Linked DNA regions of Homo sapiens: region 1 is linked to region 2. A link is a contact called in ENCODE Hi-C or POLR2A ChIA-PET data. All regions are on one chromosome and are shown on one strand. The core of a region is the stretch at or near the end of the contact, and the rest is flanking DNA. Distances in the headings are between cores, read along the strand shown. Region 1 overlaps PKNOX1 (PBX/knotted 1 homeobox 1). Region 2 overlaps PKNOX1 (PBX/knotted 1 homeobox 1).

The links. A loop is a pair of places that touch in the nucleus more often than their neighbours do. ChIA-PET counts read pairs that join two places held with the same protein, here RNA polymerase II (POLR2A). Pooled maps may share reads with other maps.
Region 1: a pooled map shows a loop between it and region 2 (10-fold over the local background). The contact joins two enhancer-like sites. A Hi-C loop is called at or near these places in 1 of 37 single-sample maps with no recorded cell type and 6 of 50 pooled maps. POLR2A ChIA-PET finds 5 or more read pairs at or near these places in 4 of 52 experiments (H1, OCI-LY7, WTC11 and 1 more).

What each region holds. Positions count from the first base shown.
Region 1 is chr21:43,033,066-43,036,156 of GRCh38, reverse strand. PKNOX1 (PBX/knotted 1 homeobox 1) reads right to left here. Exons shown (of 11, transcript NM_004571.5): 11 at 2,226-3,091. Among named protein-coding and RNA genes, the nearest start is that of CBS, 41 kb to the left of the region's middle. Within about 2 kb of position 1,841, at least 2 of the 41 ENCODE cell types and tissues checked have a DNase peak (open chromatin) inside an H3K27ac peak, as active enhancers do.
Region 2 is chr21:42,991,046-42,993,805 of GRCh38, reverse strand. The region is part of intron 1 of PKNOX1 (PBX/knotted 1 homeobox 1); the gene reads right to left. Among named protein-coding and RNA genes, the nearest start is that of PKNOX1, 18 kb to the right of the region's middle. RefSeq lists an enhancer at 824-1,347. Within about 2 kb of position 1,250, at least 11 of the 41 ENCODE cell types and tissues checked have a DNase peak (open chromatin) inside an H3K27ac peak, as active enhancers do.

The DNA.
Region 1 (3,091 bases), core at 592-3,091, 42 kb before region 2:
TCGTGGAATTCTCCTGCCTCAGCCTCCCGGGTAGCCGGGACTACAGGCATGCACCACCATGCCCGGCTAATTTTTTATATTTTTAGTAGAGACGGGGTTTCACCATACTGGCCAGGCTGGTCTGGAACTCCTGACCTTGTGATCTACTGGCCTCGGCCTCCCAAAGTGCTGGGATTACAGGTGTGAGCCACTGCGCCCAGCCTAAAATGTTTCTTTTGAAAGATGCTGGAATAAAAGAATTCCTTATTTATTTATTTATTTATTTATTTATTTATTTATTTTGGGGCAGAGCCTTGCTCTGTCGCCCAGACTGCAGTGAAGTGGCGTGGTCTCGGCTCACTACAATCTCCACCTCCTGGGTTCAAGCGATTCTCCTGCCTGAGCTTCCCGAGTAGCTGGGATTTCAGGCACCCACCACCATGCCCGACTAATTTTTTTATTTTTAGTAGAGACCAGGTTTCTCCGTGATGGCCAGGCTGGTCTCAAACTCCTGACCTCAGGTGATCTGCCTGCCTCGGCCTCCCAAAGTGCTGGGACTAAAGGTGTGAGCCACCACGCCCGGTCTAGAATTCCTGATTTATATTAAAACCATTCTTGCTTTTTACAGGGTTGAAGTCCTTAGCTGCTTAGACATTTTTAGAAAATGGCCTGTAGAAAAATCAGTTATATTTTAAAATATTTTACTTTATATTCACTGAGTTTTCTTTCATATTATCTTAACACAGCAATCCATGTCAGAAATAAGTTGTGAAGCCCTTAACAGTTTACATTGTCTTGTGTGTTAGTGTAGACCTGGGTTGTAGAGACTGTGGAGCTAGAGGAGAGCAGCCAGTGAAGGTGGAGAAATACTCATCTGAACTGTGCCAGGGAATCCCAGGAAGGAGCGCTTCCCGCAGCAGAAGCCATGAGAGTGTGGGTTGCTGTGGGAGATAAAGAATGGAAACATCTGTATAAGATAATACCTTCTAAATACGATTTTTATACAGAATACTTACAAATTATCCAAGTAAGCAACACTAACTAGTCCTTTATAGACTACAAAAGCCAGACCTGAGGAGGCCTGGCAGAGAGGAGCCTGCAGGTGCCAGACCCGACCTGGGCTGCATGGTGAAGACGTGGGATTGGGAAAAGCTGGCCCCAGGCCCAGATGCCACCCCGGGCATTCACTGCTTTCAGTCACATGTGCTTAGATGCTATATAGTCACTAGTCTCGCAGATTTTATAAACAATGATAGTTAAACAACTATCCTAGGTCTTAGTGAAGGTAAAAATATCCCACTGTACAAGGGCAAAAATAATTTGTACTAAGAATTTTTTTTTTTTTTGAGACAGAGTCTCGCTCTATGCCCCAGGCTGGAGTGCAGTGGGACAATCTCAGCTCACTGCAACCTCCGCCTCCCGGATTCAAGAGATTCTCCTGCCTCAGCTTCCCGAGTAGCTGGGATTACAGGTGCCTGCCACCATGCCTGGCTAATTTTTGTGTTTGTAGTAGAGATGGGGTTTCACCATGTTGGCCAGACTGATCTCAAACTCCTGACCTCAGGTGATCCGCCCACCCTGGCCTCACAAAGTGCTGGGATTACAGGCGGGAGCCACCGCGCCCGGCCTTGTACTAAGAATTTCTTCTGAGAGTATACATAATAGAATGGCATGAAAGCTAAAAACAGTAGACATTGTTTATGACATTCATATAATTCAAAAACTGTGAAACACTAAATATTTAATCCAAATATTTCTTATTTTCTGGATTTGCTAGACCATTACTCACTTCCTCATCAGTCTTTAGATGGAGAGATAGAATCTTATTAGTCATAAACATCATTGTAAGGCTAGAATAAACCTTATAAGCCAGTTCTTCCTTTTCATAAATGAAGCCCTGGAAGCCTAGAGAGACTGGGGCTGCCTGAGGCCCCACATTAATAAAGTTCATGCCCGTCCTCTCACCTCTGAACTAAGGGAGCTGGAAATACAACACAGTGCCTCAGTTTTCTGTAACCAATGAAAACATTGCTTGAAACAATACAGTCAGCTGTCACTACTAATTACCAACAAGACTCATAATTTTGCATGTGGTTTTTAAAATACTAAGTCTGCTGACTTTAGCCTCTAAGCATGAACAGTTGTTGGGAGTTATAACACTCTGGACAACAAAGATTAAAAACCCTCTGAAATTGTTTTAATGTACCTTTTAAATCTTCAGGAACTTTCTTGTCATGAAAATTTATAATATGAACTATGAAAGGGATTATGTTAGCTTACTGATGAATCATTATCTTCTTGTAACTATCAAAATAATTAGATTTGTGGAAAACTATAATAAAAAACATAAAAGCTACCTGTTTCCATTTTCTGCCTGAACAGCCAATGAATGAACAAAGTAAGGAATTTAAGAAAAGATTCTTGGACATGTAAATGGACCTGACTAGTCCGATGCAGTGTGGTCCTAGTTTCTCAATATGCAGGGGTGACTACAGACCCTACATGTCACCAGAAAACATGAAAACATTCTCAATGTTTTACATAAAATGGAGAAGCAGCTTTTGGTGACATGAGCTTTATAAAATAAAACATCCATAAAGCAAGTTTCTATTTTTAATTTTTTTGCTTTGATAAATCAATTGCTTCACAAAAATCCTTTTTAAAGACAACAATCCAAGAAAACATATTGTTACAGTATTCACATTTCAAAGATTGTCAGTTTCAAAGACCGAATATAACTAGAACGAAAGATTGCTGAGTTCTTTCTGTCTCTAAGTGCCAGGAATGGGCCTTCACAAGGGGCAGAACCCCCTCTGGACACCCTGGAGTTTGTCTCAATGAAAAGTGCCCACTGCTACCTCACACAGGCAGGAGATGGATCACTCTCAGGTCACACAGACACAACTCCCAGAGCCCTTAGCCGTGAGGGTTTCTTTTGCATGCTCGATAAACACTTCCACTCATCTTACTATCTGGAATCAAAGCGCAAAGGCCAAGCTAGTCCCTCGGTGGGAGCGAGCTGGAACCCAGCACAGCCAGCCCTGCCACTCCTGCTCCACAGGTGCAGGGCAGGAATAACAGCAACATGCTCAATTTGGGTCTCAAGACACAT
Region 2 (2,760 bases), core at 1-2,500:
AGCCCAGACTGCACCACTGCACTCCAGGCCAGGCAACAGAACGAGACTCTGTTTCAAAAAAAAAAAAAAAGAAAAAAAAAGAGTTAACGAATACCAAATTTTAAAATATACTACAAAGCCACAGTAACAGCAAAAAAAAAAAAAAACAAAAAAAACAAAGTGGGTAACCATACAGGAACAGACCCACAGGCCAAGGGAGCAGGAGAAATAAGGCAGTAGACTTGCCAGGGCTTTTTAAATGCCAAAAATGCATAAAGTTTTAGAATTGTGAAAAAAAAAAAAAAGTTTTAGAATTGTGATGTTTTTACGAAAATCTCTTTGGACACAACCACTTCCACAAACTGAAGGTGCTGGTGGAACAGTCAACAGGAGTGGGGCCAGTCTCGCTCCCACCTAACCCTGCAGCAGGGCAACGTGGAGGCCCGGCCCAGCCACTCAAGGCGCCTGGAAGCTCGGCCCGCGAGTCCTGTTGATGTAGGCCCTGTGGAGGCGAGACGGACATTCGTTCAGTCAGCGTTTTGAGTGTCAGGAGAAGAATGGAGCTTCGTGAGGGGAGGAAAGGGGCAGTGAGGGCAGACAGAGCTGTGTCTACTACATGCCAAGGCCAGTGCATCCCCCAACTCTATGGCATTTCTCCCATCGAGACACGAGGTCTTTGTCCCTTCCTCTGCAATCCAGGCTGACCTAGTGACTCATTTGAGAACAAGAGAATGCAGTGGAAATGATGGTGTGCGACTCCAGAGCTGGGTTAGAAAAGGCAAGGAGGCTTCCATCTTGTTCATAGTGACACTCCGACTACCAGGAAGCCCCATGCTGTGAGGAACGCCCCCCTGACACTGCTATGAGAAAGCCCCCTAATGACATAAAGGAGACCCCCAGTGCTGAGGAAGCCCCCCAGTGCTGTGAGGAAGCTCGCAATGATATCAAAGAAGCCCCCAATGCTATTAGGGAGCCCCCGATACCGTGAGGAAGGCCCCCATTGCTGTGAGGAAGCCCCCCAGTGCTGTGAGAGAACCCCCCAGTGCTGTGAGGAAGCCCCCAATGCTATGAGGGAACCCCCCAGTGCTGTGAGGGAACCCCCAGTGCTGTGAAGACCTCCTCTAATCTGTGAAGAAGCCCAGGTCCTGTGGAGTCTGCACGTGTGCTCTGGTCAGTATCCCCAGCTCGTGTTCCAGCTGACGGATTTCAGAAAGCGCCTCCAGAAGATACCATTCCTCAGTCATTACGTCACCCCCAGCCGCTGAGTCGTCCCAGCTGAGGACTCAGACATCCTGGAGGAGAGACGGCCACTTCCTCTCCATATTCCTGGTCCACAGAATTTGTCCACATAATAAAATGGTTTTTTGCCACTAACAGTGTGACCGGGGGGTTCACACTAGCTGTGACCAGACTACTCTAGAAGACGCAGATAGGTTAGTTGTCCTTGTTTCCCTGTTGAGGACACAGATGTACCAGAGGTTGGGTGACTTCAATCTGTCCAGCTCCAAAGCCCTGCTATTTCTTCTACACAGCCTGACCTCTGACGATAAAATAATTGTGCTTCTAAGATAAGGTCGAACTCACAAGGACAGGACACTTGTCAACAATCTGTACAACTCTGGTGCCTGCAACAGTGAATTACATCAATTCAACCTATGAATTACGGCATTATTCAAAATGGGAAACACAGGGTGAGCTGATGAAGCAGCTGGCCCATGAGGCAAGCACCACGAAAGACGCTCAGCTGTGACCAGAATGCAGCTTCCGAAGCCACATGAGTGTAACATGCTCTGCAGGGTCTGAAGAAAGTGATGTCCTGTGGCTTATTTGTAGTAGTGCATCTCCAGCAAGAGCAAAGGTTTGGAAGCTGAGTGCAGTGGCATGATCCAGCTTGGCTGATAGAGCAAGATCCCATCTCAAAAAGTAGCTGTAAGTCAGTAAGTACATAAATAAATAAATAAGTTAAAATGTTATTACTAACAATTCACATACTAAAAACTGCCCAGGGTTTCTTTTTAGTTATTTTGTCTTTAGGATTTACCCTGCTAGGATGTACAATACAATTTGTTTTTTTGGTTTGTTTTTTTTTTTTTGAGACGGAGTCTCGCTCTGTCGCCCATGCTGGAGTGCAGTGGCACGATCTTGGCTCACCGCAAGCTCCGCCTCCGCCTCTGGGGTTCACGCCATTCTCCTGCCGCAGCCTCCCGAGTAGCTGGGACTACAGGTGCCCGCCACCATGCCCAGCTAAATTTTTTTGAATTTTTAGTAGAGACGGGATTTCACTGTGTTAGCCAGGATGGTCTCAATCTCCTGACCTCATGATCCTACTGCCTCGATCTCCCAAAGTGCTGGGACTACAGGCGTGAGCCACCACGCCTGGCCAATACAATTTGTTTTGAAGTCACTTGAAATAACTCCTCTCTGTATAGTTAAGCCACCAACTCAATTTGTGGTTTGGTTATTTTTATTCGTTTTGCTTTCAGGGTTTTTTTTTTTTCTTTTTTTGTAGAGATGGGGTCTGGCTGTTTCCAAGGCTGGTATCGAACTCTTGGCTTCAAGCGATCCTCCCACCTTGGCCTCACGAAATGCTGGGGTTACAGCTGTGAGTCACAGTGCTCGGCTGCTTTCAATTTTTAGAGACTACTTCCCCCCAACTTTTGACTTCATTTTATTTTAAAACTATATTAAAACATCCATATAGTTTTGACAAGGTTCAGGACATGCTACCCCAAAATGTGGCACCTGGGCACACTGAATATTTGAAGCTGAAAGAATTTGAGA